Regions from separate parts of the Homo sapiens genome. Here all the other regions are linked to region 3. A link is a loop called in an ENCODE intact Hi-C map of the cell type or tissue named here. Cell type or tissue: ascending aorta. All regions are shown on one strand. Each heading gives the region's core, and the rest is flanking DNA. Links, peaks and the distances in the headings are about the cores only.

What was found. Hi-C counts contacts between places; a loop is a spot of excess contacts. Peaks named below come from ENCODE experiments on the same cell type or tissue, not always from the same donor. Only the 100,000 strongest peaks of a DNase experiment are listed, where the experiment ranks them.
Region 1: a loop joins it to region 3, with 2.1 times the contacts of the local background. A loop is called at or near these places in 3 of 110 quality-filtered maps.
Region 2: it touches region 3 in a loop (2.6-fold over the local background); 3 of 110 quality-filtered maps call a loop at or near these places.

Annotation. Positions count from the first base shown.
Region 1 is chr2:69,169,715-69,179,916 of GRCh38, forward strand. It overlaps ANTXR1 (ANTXR cell adhesion molecule 1), which reads left to right. Exons shown (of 18, transcript NM_032208.3): 14 at 534-575. Among named protein-coding and RNA genes, the nearest start is that of MIR3126, 71 kb to the left of the region's middle. RefSeq lists enhancers at 1,743-2,037, 8,663-8,957 and a silencer at 7,643-7,937. In ascending aorta, for the core only: CTCF peaks have their summits at 4,343 and 4,552; DNase peaks (open chromatin) are centred at 7,867 and 8,697; H3K4me3 peaks cover 882 bases; H3K27ac peaks cover 8,000 bases.
Region 2 is chr2:69,096,505-69,106,706 of GRCh38, forward strand. It overlaps ANTXR1 (ANTXR cell adhesion molecule 1), which reads left to right. Exons shown (of 18, transcript NM_032208.3): 10 at 6,338-6,436. It overlaps MIR3126 (microRNA 3126), which reads left to right and starts at 7,178; the gene lies at 7,178-7,251. In ascending aorta, for the core only: no CTCF peak of the experiment used is centred there; a DNase peak (open chromatin) is centred at 3,927; H3K27ac peaks cover 3,845 bases.
Region 3 is chr2:68,939,449-68,949,650 of GRCh38, forward strand. GKN2 (gastrokine 2) reads right to left here. Exons shown (of 6, transcript NM_182536.3): 4 at 7,699-7,809; 5 at 6,856-7,012; 6 at 5,784-6,002. The coding sequence ends at 5,920. Among named protein-coding and RNA genes, the nearest start is that of GKN2, 8.3 kb to the right of the region's middle. RefSeq lists an enhancer at 4,289-4,478. In ascending aorta, for the core only: a CTCF peak has its summit at 4,209 (motif pointing right); DNase peaks (open chromatin) are centred at 4,233 and 4,730; H3K27ac peaks cover 761 bases.

The DNA of each region.
Region 1 (10,202 bases), core at 1,056-9,055, 230 kb after region 3:
TTGGGACTCGGTCTGCCTGGGCAGCACATCCACCCTGCAAAGACACCCGTGGGGACCAGTGACAGCTGAAGGACTGCCAGCAGCCCGCGTGGGGTCCACGCTTGACACATCCCTAAAGCACCATGTTAACTTCCATTGTGTGACAATTCTTTGTTAAATGTGTAGACGATTGGATAGATGGATGAATAAATAATCTGATATGTGAATGACTCGGTGAATAAATGAGTGAATAAATTTGCATGATAGTTATCTGGGGTAGGAAATGAAACTGTGACCTGTGGAACATTTATTTCTCTATACAAAACCAGAAGAGACGCAAATGAGACTGGAACCCTCAGCCTGAGTCATATGCTAACTAGCAGAGCTACTCTGTCCAGCAAAGACACCTCTCATGGCAGTGATTAAGCCCGACTTGCTGGGGCCATTGCCATGGTAATTATGGCAGCACCACCACGGTACCTCCTGACAGCAAGCCTCTTAGGAGGCAGGTAGCCAGAGATTTTTCACTGACCTGTTCTCTGTTTTCTTTTCAGATTATCAAGGAGGTCCCTCCACCCCCTGCCGAGGAGAGTGAGGTAAGTGACCACAGCAGGATGGCAGTGGGTGGGCAGGGTGGCAGAGTAGGGTGGAGAGCTGGCTGGGCAGCTGGACACTTAGCCCCCTGCAGAGCAGAGCTAAGTCAAGCTCAAAGGATTTAATGTACCTGCCTGTGAAGCAGAAGGGAGGAAACTGTCTGGCCTTTCCTAACCAGGGATGAACAAGAAACTGAACTAAACTGCCAGAAAAGACAATGAGTTTTGGAGGTTTTTCTCCCTGCAGAGATAAAATGTGAGATGGAAATAAATGTTTTTATCAGTACAGTTATTTGGAGCTTTGAGATACTGACTTTTCCTCTCAAACAAACCCTAAGATTCTCTTCTCCTGCAGAGACTTAATGCTTTATGTGTGTAGATCAGGCACAGTTTGCTACATTCTCCAATCATTGGTTCTAGGAATAACCTGATGCCCAATTCTTCATTTTTCTTTCATTTAAAAACAATATTACCTAAAGATGGGCCAGGCAGTAATGAAAATACGCTGGAGAGGGATATGTTAATATCCTGGCCTTCCTCTCAAATTCTCGTCATCTAAAGAAAAAAATTCTTGGACTCTACCACTGAATCGGCCAGTAAACTGTTCTGATGCAAGGGTGGCCTGGAGTAGAATACAGTGGAGGCATTAAAGGCTAATCATGAGAAAGGCAAGAGTGCCTAGCAAGTGGCTTTGCTAATCTGATCACTCTTAGTACAGCTGGAGTCTCTAGAAGTAACATCCACCCATTCAGAAGCCAGGGTTACATATCTAAACACTCAATGAGACCAAAAGATAGATTGATAAGGTTTCAAGTTCTTGTCCTCAATCCCTAACGTCTGTTGTGTGCAAATCAAGTGCCAGTTCCTCACCCTTCCCCTTCCAATGCATTTGTCAAGTTTCCTACATACAGAAAGAGTAATGATTAAATTAAAAATTCCATGTGGCTCTTATATCCTGAACCATACGCATGTAAGCCAAGGGATTTAATAGCTGCAATCAATTAAAGTGCATCTTGTTGGAATGCTAACTTTCTGCCCAGAAATCAAGGGAGGAAATTACATTGCTGTGCAAAGAAGAAGAAAAAACCTTCTTTACATACATTAAAACCTTTCCTTAATCCTTCAAGAGAAAGTACCGTGGCTAGTTCCACGACTGCAATTGGCTTTGCTTCTGTTATGTGCAGCTATCTCTTAGACTTCCAAAACATAAAAAATAAAATAGAGCAAGGAGCTCCCTTATTAGGACTTTGTTTGCCTGGAGGCAAATAACATTCCCTCCCTTGTTGTGTTCAGTTAGAAGGGTTGTGGCTTTTTCTTTTGGCTCTTGCTCTGTATTTGCCTTTAGAAGGTGACGTGGCAGCCATAGTGGCCAAAGTGCACCTGGGGATGTAGGTTAAGACTGGGCTCTGACTTACCCCAGATCCAACATCTAGCCTAGGGTTGCACACACAGTACAAGCTCAGCAGGGACTTTTAGGATGAAGGACCCAGCAACACAATTTTGGAGCCAAGTAAAAAAGCCCAAACTAGAAAACCATCTAGGAAGGATAGCTAAAAGCAAGGAAGAGAAGTAGTTGAGTTTTTTCTGTTTCATAAAAGTTGTAGTTACACCCAAAGAAAGCTGACTTCATTTCCCAAACAGAATGACAACCTCAGAATGCTTGAATCTAAAGGGTTATGTTAGGCTTAAAGGAGTTTTTGGGCTGAAGCTTCCTCACCTGTCCCCTGTCACTCTATCAAAGGGATAACTCACGTGAACACCTGCAGTTGATTATACTTGGTCAGACGTGAGCTGGACAGATGACTAGTACATTTCATTGGCTGATGAAAAACAAAACATTCCCTTCCTGGAGTCTAGATCCCCTCCCCTCCATTTCCCTTTGAAACCCTCTGACTTAATCAATTAAATATGACGTCAGAAATAAATCAAGAAACTACCCAAACTGGAGACCTAGGCAATAAAAATTTAAACATTGTACTTTTTAGCATCAGGCGCTTTTTGGCATGTGCTGATTGCCTTAGCGTGTGTGTTGGCCCTGTGAGTTAGGCCACCTAATCTCCTTCCTAATGTATTTTGGCAGGAAAATAAAATAAAATAACAAGAAGAAGAAAGAAAGAAATCCCACAGAAACAGATAACCTAACACAGCCCGTGCAACGTATTTTATACAATGCTCTGAAAATCATAGTCTCAATCTAGACAGTCTTTTCCTCTAGTTCCCTGTATTCAAATCCCAGTGTCTAACATTCAATAAATAGCTATATGAAATCAAACACTCTCTGCCGTATATATGAAGACCTTCAGTATTATTTATCCCAACTTTCATCAGCTCTATCAACATCATATTCTGAGAGAGGCATGTCTACTATTTAAATAACTAAACTTAGAGAATGAAGATAACTTTATAATAAGCTCTCAGTGACCTTTTTAATAGAAAATATAAAAATTCAGAATGGAAAAAGGAACTATATGCTGAGATTCTATGTAACCAACGGTGACACACTTGTATGAAGAGGGTACAAAGAGAAATTACTTGAAACTTGAAGAGCTCAATAGAAGCAAGGAAGCTCAGTTTTAACAACTAAGAGGGACATTTCCTGGGTTAAGAATCTTCTCAAGTGGCACCAGTGGGGATCCCTCCCTAACTCTCCAGTTACTCCAAATAACTGGCAGTTCGTGGGAGAATGCAGTAATGGAGCACTTCATGTGACGGTTTTGTTCTGCATGTAATCACCTTCCATGGATTTTATGACCATATTTGAGTTTTTATCAGCCTCATTCGCCTGCAAAAAACAGAGACCAGTTCAAGCTAGTCCAAGATGAAAGAACTCAGGTAGACTGTGGCTGGGGAAAGAACTGAGGCAGCTCTAGACACCACCCTCATGGGCTTTCGATTTCACTGCTAGCAGCTCTGCTTCTCTCTGGGAATTTATTCCCTTCTGCCTTCTCTTACTGGCCGCCTCTCTGCCCTTGTAACTCTGGTTTGTACAGAGCCCTCTCTCCTGACTCCATCTGATATTTCTAGTCTTCATTTCACCATCTGCCCCCAGTGCTTATAGCTGAGTCTCTCAGTTTCCATCTTTCAGTTCCCAATAGGGGAAAATACTTGGTCCAGCTCATCTTTTCACTCCAGACCATAGATCATCAGTCACAGCTCACAGCCAACCAACAGACTGGTGCTCTTGGGTCACATCTGGCCAAAGAGAAGCTTCCTAGTAAGCCCCGTGGCCATGGTGAGAATAGCTCCCCTCAGAAGGAGGAATGGACCTGGTGCAGGCCCTGTGGCCTCTCTGAAATAGTATTGTTTCAGAAACTAAACTTCGGTCTCATTAAATACTATCAAAATAAAAGCTACACCCAGGAATCCATACCATATTCTTCCAACATCTGCCACTTTTACAGGCTCTCAAAGATCCTATCGTTCCCAATATCAAGCATATTTGAAAGGCAATAGATAGCAGGAAGCCCCATGACTGAATGGAAAGTGGGTTATGGCTTAGCCCCAAGCAGCTCCATGTCTCAGACACACACAGACCTACATATGAAGTAAATGTACTGGAAAGAGAAGATGCTTCCTTTCCCATGTCCTGTCTCACTCTATCAAAGGCATAGCTCTGGAAACACCTGCCATTTTCTTCCTTAATCACACTGCCTTGGCCAGACCTGGGCTGGACAGATGACTAGTACATTTTATTTGCAATGAAAAACAAAACATTCCTTTCCTGGAGCCTAGAGCGCCTCCCCTTGTTCATTTCCCTTTGAAACCCTCTGGCTTAATCAACTAAATATTATGTCAGAAATAAATCAAGAAACTACCCAAACTGGAGACATAGGCAATAATAGTTAAAACATTGTACTTTTTAGCATCAAGCAAATCAAGGTCTTAGAATCTGACTTGAGGGACATTAGAGAAGTCAAATAGGGTAGAGGTAAAAGGTATGTAAGTAGCCCCAATGTTTTTTGATATTTAAAAATCTTATTTATTCAACAACTCTAGAATGAGTGCTCCTGTGCGCTGATAGCAAGTGTGAGATTCTCTGCCAGAGTTGCCTTAAGAGAGTGTGTAACTGGGCCAGGTACAGTGGCTCATGCCTGTAATTCCAGCACTTTGGGAGGCCGAGGCGGGCAGAGTACTTGAGACCAGCCTGGCCAACATGGCAAAACACTGTCTCTACTAAAAATACAAAAAATTACCCGGGCATGGTGGCACATTCCTGTAATCCTAGCTGATCAGGAGGCTAAGGCAGAAGAATTGCTTAAACCTGGGAGGTGGAAGTTGCAGTGAGCCAAGATCACACCACTGCATTCCAGACTGGGCGACAGAGCAAGACTCTATCTCAAAAAAAAAAAGAGAGAGAGAGAGAGTGTAACTGGACATTTATAAAGTTGGTGACCTAATCAGTCCTAATCAGGAAGAAAGGCAGAGATTCCTGGTGGATATTGCATGTGAATGTATGAAAATTAATAATAATAGTGGTTAATTACTGAAGATGACATTTATTGAGCATTTATAACTATCCAGGCAATTATGTGAAGCACTTTTTGTGGTACATTTCATTTTATCATTCAGCAGCCCTGAAACAAAAGTGTGCTATTATGAACCCCTACCTTATAGATGCAAAACTGAGGTATAATGAGATTAAAATACCAGTGGCCCCAATATTTCAGTTATTAAGTGATGGGACTGGGATTCAAACTTGTACCTGAAAAAGAAGCATAGAGCAGTCTTTCCTCACTGGTCCCTGAAGACAATGTAGCTCCTGCAACCAAGAGCAAGTCTTCCTGATGCTCATTGTTGGGAGCATCAGGTGCTCCTTTCTTGAGTGGCAGTGTCACCTGTCTCTGACCCGTGTCACTCACACAGGGCACACAGCCCCTTTTAAGACTGACGTAAAGATGGTTACTTATTTTCTGTGCTCTGTCCATGGCCCTAGTGTGTAGCTATTCTCATTAGCTCTCTTATCCCTATGTTTCCCGCCTGTCTTCTCTTTCATGCTCCCATGTCACCATGTCTCATCATGAAGCTTTAGAATATATCTGGGAGCTTGGTATGGTGACTCACTCCTGTAACCCCAGCACCTTGGGAGGCTGAAGCAGGATTGCTTGGGGCCAGGAGTTCGAGACCAGCCTGGGTAACATAGGGAGACCGCCCCCCGCCCCCGCCGCCGATATCTACAAAAATAAAAATTAGCTTGGCATGGTGGCTGTCACACATGTGGTCCCAGCTACTGGGGAGGCTGAGGCTGGAGGGTCACTTAAGCCCAGAAGCTGGAAACTGCAGTGAACCATGTTCATGCCACTGCACTCTAGCCTGGGCAACAGAGCAAGACCCCAACTCTTCCAAAAAAAGAAGAATGTGTCTTCTTGTTTTAATCATGGGTTAGTATATATGCACTGGGGGGCGGGTGAGAGTGGGAAAGGATGTGAATATGTGGACATCTATAGGTTGGTATTTTGTATCTGAAGGGAGAGGGGTGCCTATTGAAAGCATTGATGCCCATCCAGTGAACAATAGGCACCTGGCTTTGAAGGATGAGCTTATTTTCAGATTTATTATTATGCTCACTGATCCTAAAAATTTCTCTGTGGCAAGAAATGTTTAGATAGGAAAACTGAGCTATGGAAAATTATACAGGGCCAGATAAGTTGAACTCCTAATAGCAACAGGTCTGGCATCCTTCCAGCCATGTCTACACAGACACCCAGAGTAGCCTCCACCCTGGAGGGATGAAGGGCCAAGCTACTGTCAGGCATCTTCTTGCCAGTGACCATTAAATACACATACACAGACACCCCCCCACACACACATACACACACACACACATACACTCCAAACAGAAGTCCTAGAGAAGGCCCAAAATTCCGTATTCTATGTTTTAATACTTTAAAAAAAAAAAAAAAGAACATTGCTGCTAGGAAAATAAACACCTTATTCTTTACTGAAGAATACAGGACAATCCTTGTGTTGTCTTTAATCACTTTGTTTACGTAAACAGATATAATGGTGCCATGACATGTGAAATGCGGCTCAGAATGGTGAAATCTTAAATCCTCTGGAGTGTTGTATTTACAAACAGAAGTATTGCTGGATCTTTCTGACTTGCCAATTCACTCCTAGGAGTTTACCTCCAAGACTGACATTGAGGGGATCTCCCTGACTTCTCCCCAAAGACCAAATGAGACAGTCCTGCCAGTTCTACTTTAAGTTCTGCCCTTCGAAGCCTCCCAGACCTGGGAGTTTCTGTAGCCTTAGTCCTTTAATTCATGTCGTCATTCTCACGAAACTCACTCCTCTATAAATGTAAACAATATTGTCGACAGCTGAGTTCTCTTTATTTTCTCAAAATATAACACTGTGCTGGCAGGTGATGGGGACTCAATGATAGTTGCTTGAGTTAGTGAAATAATTGACAAATAAAAATCTCTTGTTGAGCTTATGCATTTAAGATGTGCTCCAGTTCAATGACATTTAAAATTAATTTAAAAGCTGATTTAAAGCTACTGCCTTGGGTTTGATTCTCTTTCAGTTATGTGCTCCTTTTCATTGATAGTTCCTATTGAAACCTGCAGTGAACTGGGAGTTGTAAGCCTTCTTGAGTCAAACCGGCCATGTGGCTCTTCTAGTAAATGGATACCAGAGAAGCAGGAAAGTTAAAGAACTTATCAATTGAGTCTGAGAGGGCCACCCTTTGCACAACTCCAGGGGACGCTATTCACATCAAGTCTGTGGAGTTGTCCCATGCACAGTATACATGCAGGAGTGAGGCAGTCCCAGAATCTGGAAAATTCATCCTTTCTACCCTCTGGTTTGCTTAATAACTAACAGTTAAACGTGTTGAGTGAGTGGAAGGTGGAGTTGTGGAAACTCATGAGGCGAGAGCATTGCATTCTCTGGGGAACCCGGGAGTTCTTGGCAGAATAGGTTACGCTTAAACAACATTAAGGGATGGGTAGAAGCAATGGGAGAAGGGCTTTCCAGGCATGTGGAGCCCTGCATGTTGAAGCGTGGAGCTGCACAAAAGCCTGGCATGATTGGGAAAGATGGGAAAAGTTCAGGGTCTGAGGACAGCACAGGGCTAATCCAATTACAGGCTAACCAAGTGAGTTCACAGACTTCATCCTCTACAGCTGTTTCTTCCTCGAACAGCACTGTGCCTGCAGGCACACCCAGGTCTGCCTGAGGACACGCAGGTCAGAAGGGGCCTCTACCATCTGAGGAATGTGCTGCCATTTGTGTTACCCAAGCTCCAGCCAGCTGGACGTCTGGAGCCACCACATCCTTTCAGATTTAAACACAACTTCCCTTGATGGGAAACCGGCCTCCCTCCCCAATCCCTGCGGTTTCTCCCAGGCACCACTGACTCCTACTCCTCGCTTCTTCCGCGTTATCTCATCTTCTCGGTTTGCTAGACACGATCTAGCAGCTCTGGCACAAATCCAACTGCGCAGCAAATTTTACTGAAGGTTTAAAAGTATAGTGCAGCCCACAACCCCTGACGGAATATTAAAGGGACTCTTATTTACCACCGGCCACCCCCACCACTCGGGGGGATTGGGGGTCGTAGCTGTTCACTGGTAGCTCTGCCCCACTCTGTTCTGCTCATCTTCTCATTCCCCACAAGCCCCTGATTTCTCATTCACAGCAATTGGGCTCATCCAGCCCCATCCTCCAATAACCATAGAGGACAGCAAGGTTTTTGTTTTGTTTTGTTTACTAAAGGAAAGCCAGCTCACACTGAGGATTTCTATACTGGTGTTTTCTCCCTCCCTGCTACCATCCTTGAAGGGCAGTGTAGGAGGAAGATCTCAAGAGCCTTTATGATTTAATGAGATGTAAAAATCCACCCTCCAGTGCTGCCGAGTTTCTTAGTGGCCTTGCTGAGGGGCTGGGATTCTACTCCGTCCATTTTTGGCCAAATGGAAAGACACATCAAAGATTCCCTTCTCTTCCTGGGGATTGCAAAACCCTTCTGTCTCCAGAATGTGTAAACAGACCCATGCTAACTGCAGGGGAAACTCTGACTCTCCCGTCCGTCAGCCCCTGGGCCTTTGTGCTGCCTGGTGCTGTTGTCTGAGCTTGGCAGGCCAGCTCCGGTCAGGGGATTAAGCGACGGGCTCGGTGGCGCGGCAGCGTGTGGAGATTGCCCAAGCCCTAGGCATTTCCTGTTGCGAGAAGGCCAGGCCCTGCCCTTGAGCACGAGGGCGGCGCCTCCTTCCCCAGGCCAGGGACAAGAGGGAGGAGCCAGGGACTAGAGGGAGGGGCCAGCGGCAAGAGGGAGGGGCCAGGGGCAAGAGGGAGGGGCCAGGGACTAGAGGGAGAACTGCCCCCGTGTGCAAGTGGAACCTGGAAAGCGGGGAAACCGGCTTCATGCATCTTACTATATCCTGAGCACTCAGCGGGGTTGCGAATTAGAGAAAGCCAGTTGTAAATCCTTCTTTAAGTTCTTTTCGTAAAATATAGGGGGAGAAAAACCCCTGGACAAGGCATCAGAAAACCACACCAGAACTTCACCTTTAGGGGTCACTTCATTTCTCTAGATCTGACTCCTCTTCTGTGCAGTGAAAAGACTTAATTAGATGAGCTCCTAAAAAATTAAGAGGCTCATGAACCTAGTTGAGTCCCCTGTGGAATAAAGCGGCTTTATTCTTGGAGTTTCTTAACGTTCGTGGTGCTGCTGTGTTCAGCTTTAGGGGATAGAATTTCTGTTATCTCCTTTGGAAAACTGCCCCAGACTGGGAATGCCCAGGCTTTCAGAGCCATATTTTGTATATCTGTGTTCACAGCCACTTACACAGAAACATACATCCACCTCCAATGTAAAGTTTAACCACATATAGGACATATAAGATTCCTGCTTTCACATCATAAGGTGAAAGAAACCTCGGAAATTCTAAGGTAAAGTAATATGAACTATAATATTTTATTGTGTTGGGGACTTTATTTTGTTATATTTTGCAGTTATAAATTATCAAAATTAAGTCCATGTGCGGTGGCTCACACCTGTAATCCCAGCACATTGGGAGGCTGAGGTGAGAGGATCACTTGAGCCCAGGAGTTTGTGACCGGCCTGGGCAATATGGCAAAACCCCATCTTTACAAAAAATAGAAAAATTAGCTGGGTGCATTGATATGTGTCTGTAGTCCCAGCTACTCAGGCAGGCTGAGGTGAGAGAATTGCTTGAGCTGTGGTAGTTGAGGCTGCACTCCAGCCTGGGTGACAGAGTGAGACCCTGTCTCCAAAAAAAAAAAAAAATTATCAAAATTAGCAGGTACAAGGAGAAGTCAAAAATGAGCGTGTATTTGTTGCCATCAAATGATTGGAAAAGCAAACCACAAAAGAACAAAATCCAGACTGGCCAATGCTGAGAAACAATCAAAGGAGAATGAGGTTGCATGAGTTCAAATCCAGCTCTGTCACATACAAGCTGGGTGACCTAAGTCATTTAACGTCTCTATTCTCGTTCTCTAAAATAGGAATAATAACACCATGTACCTTCCTGGGTGGTTGCAAGATTAAAGGATTAATAATACATTTAAAGTGCTCAAAAGAGTGACTGGCACATAACATGGGAAAGGCTGCATAAATTCAATGGTGTGTTATCATGAATGCAATATGTGTTTATCGAGCAC
Region 2 (10,202 bases), core at 745-8,744, 160 kb after region 3:
AGGAAGGGAGAGAGGAAGGAAGGAATCCAATCACTGCACTGGTGAACATATATAGGGAGAGAGAACCTTCCCAGAACTCCTCCACTCTCAGAGGTTATAAACTGGCAGCCTACAAGTCCTATCTGATCTGCATATATATTCTTCTTGATTCATACTGCATTTTTTAACTTAAATTTATTGCTAACATTTAGAAAATCGGATTTCACCTAAAAATACAGATTTTCATCTTGACTTGAAAAATCAGAACTGACAACACTGAACCTGTATTTATTACAAGTTAATGATTATTGAGGACTGAATAACTTCCTTTAAAAGAAACGTATACACTTTCCAGTTCACCATACTCCTCACCACTCTCCATTGTCACCCCAGTACCCAGGCCAAGCATGTGGCTGCCATTTAGCATGGTGCTTATGTCACTGTATTTACAGTCCCTGTTCCAAAACATGCAGGAAGTCACCTGCTATGTGGAAACCCTTTGTAGCAACTTTGACATTACTTGTATTTCAGTAATTCTGCTCCCAATATAGACTCTTTTTTAAAGTTTCTAATTAAATATTTTTGCAGATTAGCCTCTGTTTAATTAAGAATATGGACCCATTTGGCCCTGTCTAATTTAGCTCCTCTCTGGAAAATGCACCCTGTGCCTGAGCACAGTCTTTCTGTGGTCCCACTCAGTTGGCCTCCAACTTCCACAGTTCACAATGTGCTATGTAAGCAAGGATGCCAGGAAGGAACTAATTGGAATCAAGTGTGCAACTTGCCAACTGCTCTACACTTGAAGTTCTTGTACTCCAGAACTGGAAGGAAGTTATAATTAGCTCCTCACACTGTCATTTCAGCAGCAGTTGTATTCCTACTGTGTTTCCCACTGTTTCTGATAAAACTGGGTGAGCTGGCACAAAAGGAAGGTCATTTAAGGTGTCATGTTTACCATTTGGAAATTTCGATGTTTAAAACAGACACATTCAAGCAACATCAGATAGTGGTGTATTCCTCTCACTTTTCATTGTTTTTCGAAGCATTCATTTCTGACCTTTGGCCACCTCTTCTAAATGGATTGCTTCATTCTCTGCTCAATCTTTCCTTTCATTTAAAGACATTTCTATGTGGAGGAAGGACTCTCATTTACAAATACAAAACAGCACAACACTTTGGAAGAGTTTTGGTAGTTTCTTACAAAATTAAATATACACCTACCATATGGCCCAGCCATTCCACTCCGAGGTTTTACCTAAGAGAAAAGGAAATCTATGTCCAAACAAAGAAAGGCTTGTGTACAAATGTTCATAGCAGCTCCATTTTTAATAGCCAAAAACAACTAAAATGTTCATCCACAGGTAGGTGGATAAACAAATTACAGTTTACCTGTAGAATGCACTAATTAATACTCAGCAATAAAAAGCAATAAACTATGTATAAATCTCAACATAATTGTGACTGTGTCCTAAAATAATTATGCTGAGTAAAAGAAGCCAGACAAGAAAATTACTTACTGCATGATCCTATTTACATAAAATTCCAGAAAATGCAAACTAATATACAGTTCCAGAGAGCAGACCAGTGGTTGTGTGGGAGTGGAGGTAGGGAGGGCTGGGAGGAGAGATTACAAAGCAACACTAGGGAAGTTCTGGGGGTGACAGCTACGCTCACTGTCTTGACTGTGGTATTATGATTGTGTACATATGTCAAAATTTATCAAATCATACACTTTATGTGCAAGTTATTGTATATCAATTATGCCTCACTCAAGTTGTTATAAATTAAAAGCTATAACTGAAAAAAGTTCTAGAACAATTCAGGCCTCAGAAAGCACCCATTATATGTCAGTCCCTACATTTTATTTTTGATGTTCCATACCACATTAAGCATCTAAGAGGAGAGCAAATTCAAACTGACTCACAAGATGAAATATCACTGACAATAATTTGGCACAAAAATCTTGGGTGACCAGAACAAGTGGAGAATATACAGATGTCTCATTTTCAGACACAGTGAATGACATGCAATCTTTATTGAGGTCATCTCAAAGCTATGTGTTCCACATTTCCAAAAAGAAAAAAGGAAACCAAAGAAATAAAAGGAGAGAACAGAATGGAATAAATCTATCGAACTACTTACTGACCTTATTTTTTCTTTTTTTAAATTGAGCTATATTTTACATGCTATAAAAATCACCCTTTTAAAAGGTACAATTCAGGCCAGGCGTGGTGGCTCACACCTGTAATCCCAGCATTTTGGGAGTCTGAGGCAGGTGGATCACTTGAGGTCAGGAGTTTGAAACCAGCCTGGCCAACAGGGTGAAACCCCGTGTCTACTAAAAATACAAAAATTAGCCCGGTGTACTGGCACATGCCTATAATCCCAGCTACTCCGGAGGCTGAGGCAGGAGAATAGCTTTAACTTAGGAGGCGGAGGTTGCAGTGAGCCAAGATCACGTCACTGCACTCCAGCCTAGGTGATAGAGTGAGACTGCGTCTAAATAAATAAAGTACAATTCAGTGGTTTTTAATGTATCACAAAGTTGTACAACTATAATAACTATCTAATTCCAGAATATTTTCATCACTCCAAGAAGAAACCCTATACCCATTAAGCAGTTATTCCCCCATTTCTCCCTCCCTCCAGTCCTGGCAGCCACCAATCTACTTTCTGTCTCTGTAGATCTGCGAATCTGGACATACCTTATAAAGGGAGTCATGCAATATGTGGCTTTTGTGTCTTGCTTCTTTTATTTAGCATAATGTTTTCAAGGTTCATCCATGTCATAGCATGTATGAGAATTTGATTTCTTTTGATGGCTCAATAATATTCCATTGTATAGAAATACCATACTTATCAGTTGATGAACATTTAGGTTATTTCCATTTTTTGGCTGCTTTTAATAATGCCACTGTGACCGTTAATATGTAAGTTTTTGTGTGGATATAACTTTCAATTCTCTTGGGTATATGTCTAGGAATGGAATTTGGGGGTCATAAGGTAACTGTGTTTAACTTTGTAGAAGAACTGCTAAACTATTTTTCAAAGAGGCCACAGCATTTTACATTTCCACCAGAAATGTATGTGGGTTATAATTTCTTCACCAGCAGATGCCATTGTCCATCTCTTTCTCTTCAGCAATCATAGTGAGTATGAAGTGATATCTCCATATGGTTATGGTTTGTACTTCCATGTGACTAATGATGTTGAACATCTTTTCATTCATGGACCTTATTAAGCCTCAGAAAATAAACAGGATTAGACCTGGTTGGGACCTGAATAAATGATCACCCTATCCTTCCCCTTTATTCTCTTTCTATGCCAAGATATGTTATTTATTCAATCACTCAATGAGCTCATCCTGAGACTGACTCAGTCCTGGGTTAAGGCACAACCCAGCATTCAGAAGAAATAGAAATCTTGGCCTCTGCCATCAGGAAGCTTTCAATGTAATTGGGAATAACAGTGACAAAAGAATATAGATCTTAAGGAAACCTTAAAGGATAGATAACTTAAAAGATTAAATCAAAGACCATTTTCAGGTGGAAAATTCCTCCCTAAAGCCCTGCAATCTTGAGGTACTTCTTATAGGAGCTGTAAGCCAACATACAAGTTGCCTAAAAACACAGCTGTACATATTTTGAAAGGTGGGTTCAGGGCTTTGTAGATTAGTGGAGTTAAATCACTATGTCCTGGTTCTAATGTGTCCTGGTTTTCACTTACTGGCAGATTCATTCGAAAGGGTTTTGTTACATAACGTCTATGTGTGAAGAGCTGACATTCTAGTCAGGCTGCTGGGCCAGATGTTTGAGCTCTTCTGGTAACCAAATGTGTGCACTAACACAGAAACCCTATCAGGCAGGATGGGAGCTCGCCTCTGCCCTGGTGCACTCCCCAGAGCATCATTTCCTCCACCGTCTCCCCCTGGCCTAGGGGGTTAAATTGTTTGGTTTCCACCATTGCCACATCATGGATTCCTGCTGTCTTTCTTCCTAAACTCCCTGAGGTGGGGCCAAGCAGACATGCAGGCAGCCTCTTTTATAGAGGATTTAGCAACTCAACTGGTAATGTTAGAACATGGTGTTAGAGAATAGAGTTTGGCATGTGGCCTGCATTTCCACAGTCTTCTCTTCCTCTGCTGATCTTTGAGGAAACAAGAGAAGTAGGCACAGAAGTGAGGCAGAAAACATTTGGAATCAGCAAAAACATCAAACAACAGATGTCTGTATGTCTGGCATTCAAAATGGACACAGAAATAGGTTTCTATAGGCTTAACTGAGCAAATAAGAGAAGATAAGATTCTTCTACAAGTGCTTGACACGTACTAAATTGCTTATTGAGCCAACCAAGGAATCTGTCAGATGCCTGACAGACATCTAGAGAAAACTACTAAGCCCATCTTTCTAAACGTAGCAATTGTGCATTTGCATCAACGTGTATGTATAAATCCTTCATAGTCATAGGACTTATGCTCCTGAAAAAACCATAGGCCCGTCACCTTAGCTTTTGGATATGAGTCCCAGTTTTTCTGCTTTACTAATGACATGACTCTGAGCAAGTCATTCAAAATGTCACAGTCTCCATTTCCTTATTGTGAAGGCCTCTTATACTTCTAAAAAGCATTCTTTTCTAACTTATACTCCTTGTGGCACATGTAGTGTCTCTGTATTCTTTTACTTAAATTTCAGTTTCTTGCTTCACATCCAGGCCTGTTCCACTTTTCTGCAAAATGAGCAAACCTGCCTAAAATTAAAATAAAATAAGCTTTAAAAAAAATCACAACTTCAACTCCTAAATGACTCATCTGTCAGAAGGCAGTGAGTCCCCCTTTTCGCATGGTGGTTCAGAAGCTAATGGCTGAGTTCTAAGGGCATGGCATTTGGTGCCTAACAGACCTCGATTCCAGTTCTGATTCTGACAAGTTACCAGCTGTGTGATCTTGGACACATTACTTAACTTCACTAAGATCAGTTGTCTCATCTGTACCTCCCCAGGCTGTGGTGAGGTTTAAATGACATCAGACATGTACAATATTTCACAGAGGGCCTGGCTCACATTGAGGGAGCAATTAGCATTAGTTATTATTGTCTTGGCAAACATGGCCTCTAAATTAGTTTCCTGGGACTGAAGGTGGCATATACTCATGACATTTATTAAGCTTCGAGAGTCCCATATACTAATTCTCTAATTTCATTATTCCTCCAACAACAAGTCTACATTTAGATGGCAATGTACTGTGTAAGATCCATATTCACAAACATTGCATTTTTTCCTCTGACCTTCAGTCTATTTCTCTTGTGATATGCCACATAGCATTATCCCGAGCCCCAATTTTTAGATACAAAAGGATGATAAAAGTGAAATAAAGTGGAACACTGACCATTAGATACCAACAAACTTAAGCAAATATTCCCAAACATTTAGCCAACTAATTATTGGGTTTTTTCCATGGTAGGAGTATGGTAAAGGAGAGTTGTTTTTACTTAATAACGATTTTATTCATGTGCATTAATCAAACATACATTATGCCAATGAGAAATTAATATGCAGGCCAGGCAAGATATATGATCTCTTCTATGCAGAGACAAATGAGTACTACACTGAGGGGCTGATATCAATTCAAGTAGGTAGTGCTTGGCAACTGACCACTGCTAAGAAAGACTTTGATTCATTCCTAAGTACAATTATTCCTACCTAGCCTATGTACTGTTACTGTGTGCCCAGTAGAGATAGGAATGCCATAGTGGTATCAAACAACTCCTGACCTAAAGGAATGTTTCTCCAGCTGGGGAAGAAAAGACAAGAGAACACCACCAGACCATACATAATGACAGTCCTACATTGTTCAGGACTAGCTGTGAATGCCCTAAGGCAGTGACTTTCTAAAATGTAGGCACCGTGGGCTCTTAAGAAATCCTTTCAGGGGAGTACAATGTGCAAAACAGACACAGAGGAGGTGAGTTGATTAAAGAGGAAGTGGAGGACCCCTCCCCTGTGGCTCCCTCCGGCTACTGAGATCACAGATTTTCAAACTGCCTGGATTTGAAAACTGGCTAAGATTTGAATGGACAGAGAGGAGGGAGGAAGGTGTTCTGCGTTAGGAGGACCAGTAAGCCCAAAGGTAAAAGGGTGGGAATTCAAATAAGAAGTGATAGGCCCTTCTTGGGACACCTAGTGAGGATGCACTGGTAAGTAGTGAAAGGAACCCACCTGGTTGCTTTTGGTGTTCAACCTAAATTAATTTTTGAATATTTTAAGCCTGGTGAAATAGTGAACAAATGCTCTAAATCAGGGCAGATGCGAAGCTTAAGGTTATTGGCCAAGTAACGAGTCTCGTCATTATTCTTTATTTCAGAGTCATTTCAAGTTGTCGTGAGAGGAAACGGCTTCCGACATGCCCGCAACGTGGACAGGGTCCTCTGCAGCTTCAAGATCAATGACTCGGTCACACTCAGTAAGTCCTTGCAGAGTCCATGGGTTTCTTCGACAAGTGGCTTCAAGGAAGGGAATTCCCACCCTTGTCTTCCAGCAAGGCCACACACATGAAACCAGCAGAAAAGAGTCTTATTTGCTGGAAAGACCCCCAGCAAGGGCATAGTGAGCCCTTACAGTGGTTCCAGTCAGAAAAGGCACCACTTGGGTGGGCACAGCCCCATGGGTGTCCAGCTTGGTAAGCAGAGCAAGGCTGGACTTGAGTCCCCGTCCTCCACAAAACACAGAGCCACAAGCCCCAGCCCTGCAGCAGCCCTCCGGAAGCAGCGGGGCACTGGTTTCCTTGTCCCCTGCCATCTACCGAGTGGCTCACTCTCAGGTGGGAGTGCTGGTGATGGTTAATTAGGACTGCAGAAACATGAGCCTCCTTAACAAAGTATTGGGACTCTTAAGGGTAAGTGTGAAAAAGGAATGGTCTAAATGCATTAATCTTGAATAAACCGAAAACCAAACCATTAGGCTTGCACATGTAGATTCTGCAGCTTTTTTCAATCTGGATGATTCTTGCGTGGAGTAGCCAAGAAACTCTCATCGTGGTGAATATCTTACATGAAATACAGGAATATGGAGTAAAACTAAGTGCATTTCATGAGAAAAAATGAATTATCATAACATTGGCTTCTTCACAAGACATTTGTAGCAGTCAAGTTCCTAATTTAAAGATGTACGTGATTCATGTGGTTGACCAGGAGAGATGGGGAAGATGATTATATGAGGGACAGATGCCAGAAGCACTGGTTATGATTTGCATCTGGCATCCGTCACACAGATAATTATTTATTCCACATCTGCAGTGATAACTGTCATAATATACTGCATTTTCTGTAATGCTATGTACCTTCTAAATGCTTCACATCTTTTTGCTACAACAGCCCTGAGAGGTAAAGAGAGCAAGGAGGACAGGAGGACACACATTTGTTGACTAATCACTCACACTAGTTTTCTCCTCCTGATAGCCTATTTTTTTTTTTTTTTTGGAGACTGAGTTTTGCTTCTGTTGTCCAGGCTGGAGTACAATGGCACGATCTCAGCTCACTGCAACCTCCGCCTCCCAAGTTGAAGCGATTCTCCTGCCTCAGCCTCCTGAGTAGCTAGGATTACAGGTGTGCATCACTACACCCAGCTAATTTTTTGTATTTTTAGTAGAGATGGGTTTCATCATGTTGGCCAGGCTGGTCTCGAACTCCTGACCTCACATGATCCACCCGCCTCGGCTTCCCAAAGTGCTGGGATTACAGGTGTGAGCCACCACACCCAGCTCCTCATAGCCTTTTGAAGGAGGTTATCTTGTTTTTAAAGAAGAAGAATTGAAGGGCTATGGATATTTCCTTCTTGACATCATAAAACCCACTTTAGTAGTTAAACAGACACATGCTGTGTCTTCCTCACAAACATCTGGAATTCCTGGCCTTGGAGTAATTCCAAACATTAGAAACATTCGGTTAGTTTTCTTAATATTTGGAAATGCTCTCACAGATCCAAAAAGTACGTGCTATTTGAAAACATTCTGAAATATCCCTGAGTAGTCACAGTGTGAAAGTTGGACGTGTGCCCCCAGCAGAGTTCTTTCTTTTTTCTCCCTGTCAATTGTGATGTCACTTAAGTCCCCCTTTTCTCTTTAACCAAAATCCCAAGTCTAACATCAGAAACTCCTGAAGGTTTAACTCAAAGACATCAATACCTTCCAAAGAAGACTTCCCAAACAAGCAGGCTTTCAGGCCCAAGCTCTCTGAAGATACATGGAAGTGGGCTGGGGAGAGAGAGAATCTACCCTATGTGCCGTTGCTCAAAGGTTACACAAGATGCTGTATTAAATAAGATGTGGCCAGGCACGGTGGCTCACGCCTGTAATCCCAGCACTTTGGGAGGCTGAGGTGGGTGTATGGCCTGAGCTCAGGAGTTCGAGACCAGCCTGGGCAACATGGTGAAACCTTGTCTCTACCAAAAATACAAAAAATTAACTGGGCGTGGTGGTGCACACCTGTGGTCCCCAGCTACTCTGGAGCCTGAGGCTGAAGGATCACTTGAGGCCAGGAGGCAGAGGTTGCAGTGAACTGAGATCATGCCACTGCACTCCAGCCTGGGTGACAGAGTGAGACCCCATCCAAATAATAATAGGAAGAAGATGAAATGCAAACTCACTATGGATTTGTCAAGTGAGTACTCGAAGGCCTATTTTCCAACTTCTTTGGGAAATTTTATTTCTTTCTTGGGAAACCAGTCCATCCCTCTCTCTCCTTTCTTCCTTTCCTAATATATAGTTGCAAACATATGCACAGGCTTGTCACCTCATTCATATTCAAAAAGAAATGGAGGTTGTTGGGGTAGGGATTTGGCTTAAATCACAAACCCGTGCCTTTAGCACAATACTAAGTTTGGAGAAGATGAAGGCAGTGATTTGATCATATTCTATGCTGCAAGCAACACCCCAAAACTCAAGCATACAGCTATTAAAAATATTCTAAGGGGAAAAATAGCGTTTGAGGAAAACACTTGGCCTTTAGTTAGTAATTCACCTGTTCATTTCCATGGAGAAAATAATATGAACAAGAACCTGTGGAGGTAGAAAAGATGAACAAATTCTAAAATGCAGCACGTTTAGATCTACATTTTTCTGTCAACTTTATAAATGTCATAGTTTCTACTGATTCCTCCCTGTAAAATAAAATACACTTAGATTCCTTTACCTTTCCCATTTTCCTTCCCCACCTCTATACCCCAAGTTTTAAAATGTTATCTGTTTTTATTTTTATATCACATATTTCTTTTTTCAAGATTTTTTTTCCTAAGTGCTGCATTGGAATTTGTGACAAAAAGAGAACATAAGTGCCATTATTAATGAGAAAGACTTAATTGAAGGCCCAATAATGAAGCTAAGGCTGTGTGGCTCTAGCCACTTCAAACATGAGGCAGACCTCAGGATCTTCAGCAAATAATGCAATAGCAAGCTATATGAAGCAAAATCTGTCAAAAGAACAAATTAAAAATGATATGGATAGTGGGAGATATTAATATGATTTTTCAAGTCTTAAAACTTAATTTAAAAGTTAGAGATATAGAGCATATATCTTTATGCTCTAAAGATATAGGTAGGGCATATAATACTTTTTTAAATGACTGTGAACAACTTTGCAAATTGATCATGCTAAGACATGGATAAAATGCCAATATATTAATGCCAAAAGTAGAAATTGTTTAGACACATTCTTAGATGATAAGCATAACCAGAAGATAGGTTAATACATGCTTCTCTCCCAATTTCCTTGCATTTGCTTAAAAAATCAACCACTTAGAAATCCAAGACAGTTTCTAGATTTGTGGTCAACAAAATAGATCCAAAAATCTGGATGAAATATGATTTTTAAAATTACATTGTGTGGCCTCACTCAAAGGAAAGAAGTGGGAATCTCCAAGTATAGGAAACAAAATGGGAATAAAAACCTAAGTAAGAAACAAAGTCACAGGGGCTCCAGGCCAGGCTGCGGGCTGTGACCCCGATGCTGATGCAGATACAGGACACCAGATCTCAGGTCTGTGCCAAGGCATCACACAAAAACAGAGCCCCCTGCAGAAATCAGGCTCCAGCAGGATACACCAATCATTTAATTGGGCAAGGAAGCAGGCAGGGGATGAAAATCCACAGGTGTAATGATGTTACACCACCCATGTGATACAGAAGCACCAAGTCAAGAAACTAGCCCCAAAATGTGTCCGTGATCTTCCTGATC
Region 3 (10,202 bases), core at 669-8,668:
TGTGGATTTTTTAACTTTTTGATAATAGCCATTCTGACTGGTGTGAGATGGTATCTCTTAGTGATTTTATTGGTATTTCTCTGATTATTAGTGATGCTAATTTTTCATATGTTTGTTGGCCACTTTTAAGAAGTATCAGTTAATCTCTTTTGCCTATTTTTTAAAGTGTTATTTGTTTGTCACTTGTTGATTTGTTTAAGGTCTCTATAGATTCTGGACGGATACTTTGCCTTCGTCAGATCCGTAGTTTGAGAATATCTTCTCTTATTCTGTAGGTTGTCTGTTTACTGTGTTAATAGTTTCATTTGCTGCACAGGAACTCTTTAATTAGATCCCACTTCTTTACCAAGGCTAATGTTGCCAAGGTTAATGTTGTATTTCCTAGGTTATCTTCTAGGATTTTTATAGTTTGAGGTCTTTGAGGTCTTTGATCCATTTTGAGTTAATTTTTGTATACGGTGAGAGGTAGGTTCCAGCTTCAATCTTCTGCATATGCCTAGCCAGTTATCCCAGCACCATTTATTGAATAGGGAATCCTTACCCCATTGCTTGTTTTTGTCAGCCTTGTTGGAGATCAGATGGTTGTAGGTGTGTGGCTTAATTTCTGAGTTCTGTAACCTGTTCCATTAGTCTATGTGTCTGTTTTTGTACCAGTACCCTGCCGTTTTGGTTACTGTAGCTTTGTAGTGTAGTTTGAAGTCTGGTAGTGTGATGTCTTCAGCTTTGTTTTTTGTTTGTTCATTTGTTTTGTTTTGTTTGCTTAGGATTGCTTTGGCTGTTTGGGCTCTTTTTTGTTCCATATGAATTTTAGAATAGTTTTTTTCTAATTCTGTGAAGAATGACATTGGCAGTTTTAAAAGAATAGCATTGAATCTGTATATTGCTTTGGGCAGTATGGCCATTTTAACAATATTAATTTTTCCAATCCATGGTCATGGATTTTTTTCCATTTGTTTGTGTCACCTGTGATTTCTTTAAGCTTTGTAAAGATCTTTCACCTCATTAGTGAAAGCTGTATTCCTAGATATATCATTTTCTTTGTGGCTATTTAAGTGAGTTTGTGTTCTTGATTTTACTCTCAGCCTGGACACTGTTGGTATATAGAAATGCTACTACTTTTTGTACATTGATTTTGTATCCTGAAACTTTACTAAAATGATTCATCAGTTTTAGGAGTCTTTTGACAGAGTCTTTAGGGTTTTCTTGGTATACAAATATATCATCAGCAAAGAGAGATAGTTCGACTTCTTTTCCTATTTGGATGCTTTTTATTTCTTTCTCTTGCCTAATTTCTCTGACTAGTACTTACAGTACTACCTTGAATAGGAGTGGTGAGAGTAGGTATCCTTGCCTTCTTCCTGTTCTTAAGAGGAATGGCTAAAGCTTTTGCCCATTCAGTATGATGTTGGATGTGGATTTGTCATAGATGTTTCTTATTATTTTGAGGTATGTTCGTTTGATAGATGTTGAATTTTTATTGATAGCTTTTTCTGCCTCTATTGAGATGACTATGTAGGTTTTGCTTTCAATTCTGTTTATGTGGCGAATCATATTTATTGATTTGCCTATGTTGAACCAGGCTTGCATTCCTGGAATGATGCCTACTTGATCATGATATATTAACTTTTTGATATGCTGCTGGATTTGGTTTGTTAATATTTTGTTGAGAATTTTCACATCTATTCAATCTTGGGAGATTTTTTGCTTTCAGGAATTTATCCATTTCCTCTATATTTTCTAATTTGTGTACGTTCATAGCAGTCTCTGAGGACAAGTATTTCTGTGGATCAATTGTAACATCACCTTTGTCATTTCTGATTGTGTTTATTTGGATCTTTCTTTTTTGTTCATCTAGCTAGGTGGGTCTATCAATTTTATTTATTCTTTCAAAGAAACAACTATTGGTTTCATTTGATCTTTTGTATGGATTTTGCATCTCAATTTCATTCCATTCTTCTCTAACTTTAGTGACTTCTTTTATTCTGCTAGCTTTGGGGTTGGTTTGTTCTTTTCTGTCTAGTTCTTTTAGATGCAAAGTTAGACTGCTAATTTGAGATCTTCCTAACTTCTTGATTAAGGCATTTAGTGCTATAAACTTTCCTCTTAACACTGCTTTAGCTGTACCCCAGAGATTTTGGTAAGGTATGTCTCTATTTTTAGTAATTTCAAATAATTTTTTATTTCTTCCTGAATTTTGATGTTCACACAAGAGTTATTCAGGAGTAAGTTGTTTAATTTTCATGTATTTATGTATGAGATCTTCTTGATATTGATTTATTTTTAATTACATTGTGGTCTGATATTAAGGTTCGTATGATTTCAATTTTTTTTAATTTATTGAGACTTGCTTTCTTACCTAGCATGTGATTGATCTTGGAATGTGTTCCATGTGCAGATAAGAAGAATGTATATTCTGTCTTTGTTGGGTGAAGTTTTCTGTGGATATCTATTAGGTCCAATTGGTCAAGTAACAAGTTTAAGTCCAGAGTTCTTTTATTAGTTTTCTGTCTCAATGATCTGTAAGTAGGATGTGAAAGTCTCCCACTATTATTGTGTGGCTGTCTAAGTCTTCTTGTAGATCGAGAAGTACTTGTTTTATAAATCTGGGTGCTCCAATGTTGGGTGTGTATATATTTAGAATAGTTAAAACTTCTTGTTGGATTGTACCCTTTGTCATTATGTCCTTTTTTCCAATAAGCCTTCTGTGGTCCAGGAAATACCCTTCTTTGTCTTTCTTAATTATTAAGGGTTTAAAGTCTGTTTTGTCTGATATAAAACTAGTGACTCCTGCTCTTTTTTGTTTTCTGATTTTGCATGATAAATCTTTCTCCAAGTCTTTGAGTCTGTGGGTGTCATTACACATAACATAGAGCTCTTGAAAATAGTGGATGATTGGATCTTGTCTTTTTATCAAGCTTGACACTCTATGTCTTTTAAGTGGGGCATTTAGCCCCTTTACACTCGGGGTTAGTATTGATGTGTGAGATGTTGATCCTGTCATTGTGTTGTTATGTAGACTTACTGTGTAATTGCCTATAGTGTCGTTGGGCTGTGTGCTTAAGTGAGTGTTTGTGGTAGCAGGTGTTATTCTTTTGAGTCCATATTCAGCACTCCCTTAGGACCTCTTGTTAGGCTGGTCTAGTTGAATTCCTTCAGCATTTGCTTGTCTGAGAAGGTTTTTATTTCTCCTTCACTTAGGAAGCTTAGTTTGGCAGTGTATGAGACTCTTGGTTGGAATTTTTTTTCTTTAAGGATGACAAAAATAGACCCCTCTCCCTCCATCTCTTCTGGCTTGTCAGGTTTCTGCTGAGAGGTCCACTGCCAGCCTAATGAGAGTCCTTCTGCATGTGACTTGACCCTTCTCCCTAGCTGTCTTTAAGATTTTTTTCTTTTGCATTGACCATGGTGAATCTGATGACTATGTGCCTTGGGGATGGTCATCTTGTATATTATCTGGCCAAGGTCTTCTGTATTTCTTGAATTTACATGTCAACCTCTCTAGAGAGATTAGGGAAATTTTTGTGGGCTATGTCCCCAAATATATTTTCCAAGTTGCTTATTCTCTCTCCTTCTCTCTCAGGGATGGCAATGAGTCATAGATTTTGTCTCTTTACATAATCTCATATTTCTGGGAGATTGTGTTCATTTCTTAAAACTCTTTTTTCTTTATTTTTGTCTAAGTTGATTCAAAGAACCAGGGGTCAAGCTCTGAGATTCTTTCCTCAGCTTGGCCTATTCTGCTATTAATACTTCTGATTGTATTATGAAATTCTTTTTTGAACTCAATAAGCTCAGTTTGGGTCTTTTGTAAAATTGCTATTTTATCTTTCAGCTCTTAAACCATTTCACTGGATTGCTTGGTTTCCTTGGATTGCATTTCAACTTTCTCCTGGATATCTATAAGCTTCATTGCCATTCAGATTCTGAATTCCATGCTCATCATTTCAGATTGGTTAAGAACAATTGCTGTGGAGCTAGTGGGCTCATTTGGAGGTAAGGGGACGCTCTGGTTTTTTAAATTGCTACAGTTCTTGCACTGATTCTTTCTCATCTGGGAGGGTTGGCGTTCCTTTAACTCTGGTGTAAACTGAATATAGTCAGTTGGCTTCATTTCTGGAAGTTTTCAGAGGGCAAAGGCTCTAAACAGTCTGTTGAATTCCAGTCCTCGGCCTGGCAGGCAGGAAAATTAGCAGTTTTTCGTGTTGTAGTTTGGGATGAAATCCAGTAGATGGCGCGTGAGAGCAATGGGAGATAGCTAGACTAATATTCTGCCACCCGGCTCCTTTGTGTATCCGGGCCTTTGAAGCCGTGCTCTGTGGTGCAAGGGGGAGAGGGGTGACCCCTCACCAGGTCTCCTCCTCGGTCTTGAGGGGAGGGACCCCTGATCACTGGCACTGTGGCCGTGACTTTCTGTTGTTGTTAGGTGTTCCAGGTCGTTGGGCTCCTTCAGGCAGAGGTCCAGCAGGGAGACAGGCCCCACACTTACTGGACCAGCTCTGTGGAGGGAGGCACGCCTAGGTTCCACACCAGCCCAGGAACCTGTGCGACTCACCCCTCTCTGAGAGTTTTCTGAGAGTATGGGCTCCTCTTCTGCTGAAGCACTGGGCCCAGTTCCGCACTCCGGAGCCACAGCCCTGGGACGTCCGGATCTGCTCACAGCTCCCTCCCCTGGACCCTTGGGGTTGGGATCTGTGTGCACTGGGGGATTCAAACAGCTCCCACGCTGCCGGAATGCACTCAAGTGGAGCAAAGCACCCATGCTGAGCAGCTGAGGCTGCACTGTGTACACACTCCTGTGGGGTGGCCAGGCAGGAATCCTGGGAGGGACTGGCAGGCAGGTGGGCCTGCGGGACAGATGTGCCCTAATCCCACGGGGAAGCACTTCTTCTCCCATTCTGGTGGTTATATGGGGCCAGAGCCTCTCAGAGGGAGACAGAGAGCCCTGGGGGATGAGTGCTCCCGCGGAGCTGTCTCACAGACAAAGCTTCCAGCTCCGTGCCTGCTGGAGCCCTTTCTCCATCTAATCTCTAGTGAGAGTCTCATGTCAGCTCAAACGCGGAGGCCGGGGGTCCTCTGCAGCTAGGATCCCAGAGGTCTACGGCAAGAGAATAAATTGTTATTAAAGTAATTCCTCTTTGCTCTGAATTTGCATTCAGCCGAACGTTCACGTGTGACCCAGCTTCACGATCTGAGATTTGTACACAATGTGCAATTTATTTGAAATATTGGAAGTTGCTTTTCTGCTATGTATTGACTTGGCATTTCTAGTCTTTCACTCCTGTTATGATCTTCAGTATGGTGCATCTTTTCCTGGACGTTAGGTGCTCCTTCCTCTCTCCCTTTCTCCCTTCTCACTCCAGGGCAACACATATTATTATAAAGTTTATTCAGGTTGAGTCTACTGCTTTGGTGAGTTAAAGGACATTTTAACTCATATGAATGGCCCTAAAAGCCTTCACCTGAGCATTCAACTTGTTTGATAAGCATACGCTATGTCCCTCCCCTGGCCAGGTCAAGGCCACCACCGTGTGAGCCTCTTCTCTACCCAGGTTGCTCCCATATATTTGGATGGTTAGATGGGAAGCTGGTCCAGAGGGCAGACGAAGAAATGGAAATTCGACCCCAGCTGACTAGTCCACATGTGACCCAGTGGTATTATCTGGGAATTTTCACACATTATGCACCTTATTTAAAATTCTGGCAATTTTTTTTCTTCTATATAGTGACAAAGACATTGCTTGGATTCCCTTTGCTGCTTACAAAAAACAACAAACACCAAAAAATCTATAAATACAGCATTTATATTTTCTGACTGAATCTCAAAATTAGTTGGGGCATTGGGAAAGAATTTAATTTGACTTTTGAGTGTAAACCAAGGATGTATTTCTTTGAAAAGATAAAACAAGAGGGCTAATCATCCTAAACATGAATGTCTGCACAGATTGAAATTCCCAAGATGCCCAGGAGCCCAGCCTTTGCACAGCCTCCAGCACCGACATTATCTGGAAAAGGGAAAATTTTTCAGAGAAAGAGCATTAAAAAATATATTATTGGAATTATTAGAATAATAATACATTAGCTTAAATAAAACTGACAACTTTTGGAAGTGCTGGTTGGCTCAATCCCAGTGATATTATGCCATTCTGTGTCAATGGCATACCTATGTGCCTTTATTTACTTTATGAATGAGTACTTAAAATTTTTTTCTGGGCAGTAGATATATAATAAACATAAACTCTTCTTTATCTACCTTCCAGTACTCTGAGAAATTTCCTTTGTTGTGTTCATCATCAGTTGGCCCGACCTCTTTCACTCTGGTTGCTCTGCCACATTTAGAAACTTTGTATAAAAATGACAGTAATATCTGCAGTGGCATATGTTACCCAGATGAATCAGGGTTTTTACTCCCTGTCTGTAAGTCCGCTTGGCCTCCTCTTTCCTATACCAATTCTATTCTAGATCCTGAGAGCATTTCTTAGTGACTTCCTTCTTATTATCTTCAAAATATGCTATTCTAAGGGCCCAGATGACTTTTTGCTACTTGAAATTCTTACATATGAAAGTATACAAGAATCGAGTAGTTTTTCATTGGCATCCAGAAATCCTTTACTCCATCCTCTCTTTTCACTTGTCAGCTTCTTCACTAGACTATGTGTTCCCTGGAGACGTTTAATTCATTTCTGTATTCCTAAAATTTAGCACAATTTACACACATGGCATGTAATTAATTCCCAAAGCAAACTGAACTGAGTACTGTTCCCATTTATTTGCATTTCACTTGGCACCCAACAGAGCACCTGGCACATAGTAGCTTTCAGAAAATATTTGGTGAGTGAATGACTTATTGGTACTCACGTGTGTTTTCAACCACTTCCCCCTTATACAAAGGGATATGTTTGCAGAGTTTCTCAATGGGTGACCCAAGCAGGAACCAATCCACGTCTTTGATCAGAGACTCCAGAGGGTTGTACTTGACCCAGGTGTATTTGCTGGAGAACATGTTGTCCAGAGCCTAGATCGGTATAACAGAAAAGAACAACATAAAATAAATTGACAAAAATTGGTGTACCTTATTCTAAATTGTGACAATTTTTCTCTTTCAGATTATTAAATAGAAAGAACTTAGGGATCTCAAGACATCATCTCTTTTTGAACACTCTATCTGTGAAGTAGCCTCATTAGTAATTACCAGTGTTATTTTACCTCTGGTGGCAATGAAGCCCAAAGAAAGTAAGTCCCATGTCAAAGGTAGCACCTATAAGAAGTTGTGGAGGGAGACTTAAACCTTGGGTCTCTAGCCGCAGTGCACTGTTTGTATATGTTCACTCAACTGTATTATTTCTTTGCATCTTTGGGTCATTGAATATTAGAACTTCTCTTATTATTGTTCCAGTCACCATTTCTCATAGCCCTGCTCTGAGAAGAGAAGCTGATCAGTCCTTGCTATAATGTCACTGGAATTTATTATAAATTCTTGTATTTAGGACTATATGGTGGAAATCAAGCTAAGATTTGCTCCTGCTCTTAAAAAATAATAAAATAAAAGTAAAAACACTTTAATAACTTTAATAAGTTGAGTATCACATTTATGGTAAGGCATGATAGTATGATCTTCTCCCTCACACTCTTCATTTCTCCATAAATACCAGTATTGCCTGGCTTAAGAACAGAGAATACTCAAGAGTGCCCCAGAATTACCTGTTTCTCATAGATGTACCATTGGAGATTGTTCAGAGGAGGGATGTTCTGATGGTCCATCTTCAGGATAAAGCAGGCTCTTCGGGAGAGCACCCTGGATGCAATGTAGCCCTGAGGCAGCAAGAGTACAGTTACTGTTCCTCCCTAGTTCCCTGAATCTGAACTTGGTGAAGATGATGCCTGAACCTCGGAAGAAAGACTTGAACATGCACAGTGAATATATGGTGGGATTGCTCTCCAATCTGCAATCAACTTTATCCACTTGACTTATTTTACATAACATTTTCATTTTTTCACTTGTCATTTCTACCCCTTTGAAATTGTGCAAACCCATGACTATATTCTGCTTTTCATGTCATGGAACCAGGGTCTGCAGTTTGAGGTTTGAAAGATTGAGAAGAAGCACTACTCTGTCTCTTTCCATTATTTTATTATTATTATTACCATTATTATTATTTTTTTGAGACAGACTCTCACTCTGTTGCCCAGGCTGGAGTGCAGTGGTGCAACCTCAGCTCACTGAAGCCTCCACCTCCCTGGTTCAAGCAACTCTCTTGCCTCAGCTTCCAGAGTAGCTGGGACTACAGGTGTGCACCACCATGAACAGCTAATTTTTTATGTTTAGTAGAGATGGAGTTTCACCATATTAGCCAGGCTGGTCTCAAACTCCTGATCTCAAGTGATCCACCCACCTTGAGCTCCCAAAGTGCTGAGATTAGAGGTGTAAGCTACTGCATCTGGCTTCTTTCCATTAATTTTATTCTGCTTCCTCCCCAGTTTGGGGTAAATAGAATATTTTTTAGAACTGTGCTGTCCTGGCCAGGTGCAGTGGCTCACACCTGTAATCCCAGCACTTTGGGAGGCCGAGAAGGGCAGATCACAAGGTCAGGAGATCGAGACCATCCTGGCTAACATGGTGAAACCCCGTCTCTACTAAAAATACAAAAAATTTAGCCGGGCGTGGTGGCGGGCACCTGTAGTCCCAGCTACTCGGGAGGCTGAGGCAGGAGAATGGCATGAACCCGGGAGGTGGAGCTTGCAGTGAGCCAAGATCACACCACTGGACTCCAGCCTGGGTGACAGAGCGAGACTCCGTCAAAAAAAAAAAACAAAAAAAAAAAACTGTGCTGTCCAATATGATAGTTATTAGCTATATGCCACTATCTAAATTTAAATTCAAATTAGGTAAAATTTAAAATGCACTTCTGTTACAAATTTTGAGTACTCAATAACCACAGGCGGCTGGGGGCTTCCCTATTGGAAATTCAAATCTAGAACACTTCCACCGCTGCAGAAAGTTCTGTTAGACAGTGCTGCTTTAGGAGCTCTCATAAGCATACCCATACCCACACTCATGCACGCTCACACACGTCTCATCTATCCTCCCCTCATTTGCCATCTTTTCTTCCTCTCCAGTTTTCCCCATCCCTTCTCCATCTCAAACCCAAGCTGGCTGGAGAGGGATGGGTTGCAATAAGGTGGGATTGAAAGAGCAATGGAGGGTGAAGACCCTGGGGCCAGATGGGACCTAAGGCCACTGAGTCTTCACCTGGAGTGAAAATTGTCTCTACAGAGTTCCAAATAATGATATACCCTAGAAAGCTGTATCTAATAGAAATCTTTCTGGTTCTTATTTTTCAATTCTCACAAATTGTCAGTTCCTAAAATTCAAAAAATAGACAGAGGCTGAGCCTGGTGATAATGGAAGAAGCTTAAAGCAAATCCTCACTTCTCCATTTTTTTTTAAAGACAGTTTTGGGATTTCCATGACAGTTGCTTAAAAACAATTTCAGTGCCACTTCCTTTTAAACCACATTTTCTAATGACTCTATACTTTCAAATGTGTGATTGAACTGCCAACACCAATGGGAAAGAGGAACGTGAAGACATTTCTAGAAGAAAAGGGACAGAAAATCATGTTCAAAAGTCTAGTGAGATGAGCAGGAACCTACTTATATCCATAGTGCATAGCTTGGAACCTAGGTAGAAGCAGGTTCATAATTCGTTGGTGGAAGAAATGGAAAACAAATGAATAAATAACTGATGAAGGATATGTTTTCTGAGCAGGTTTCTGTGACTTATTGTTAATGCCAGTATCTAACACTTGAAAATAGTTTAGTGCTTTTAGTTAGCAGATTTTCTTTCTTACAGAAAAAGTATGATTTTTTGCCTACCCTATGTACATAATTAAATGTGTATAGTTGCTCTGGATTTCTGCTATGTTGTGATTGCTTTGTGATTGTTCTTTTTATTATTTTATATTTTTTAATTATTTATTTATTTATTTTTTTGAGACAGGATCTCGTTTTGTCACCCAGGCTGGAGTGCAGTGGTGCAGTCTCAGCTCACTGCAGCCTTGACTTCCTGGGCTCCAGCAATCCTCCCACCTCAGCCTCCCAAGTAGGTGGGACCACAGGCCCGCACCACCACACCCAGCTAATTTTTGTATTTTTGGTAGAGATGGGATTCTGCCATGTTGCCCAGGCCAGTCTCCAACTCCTGGG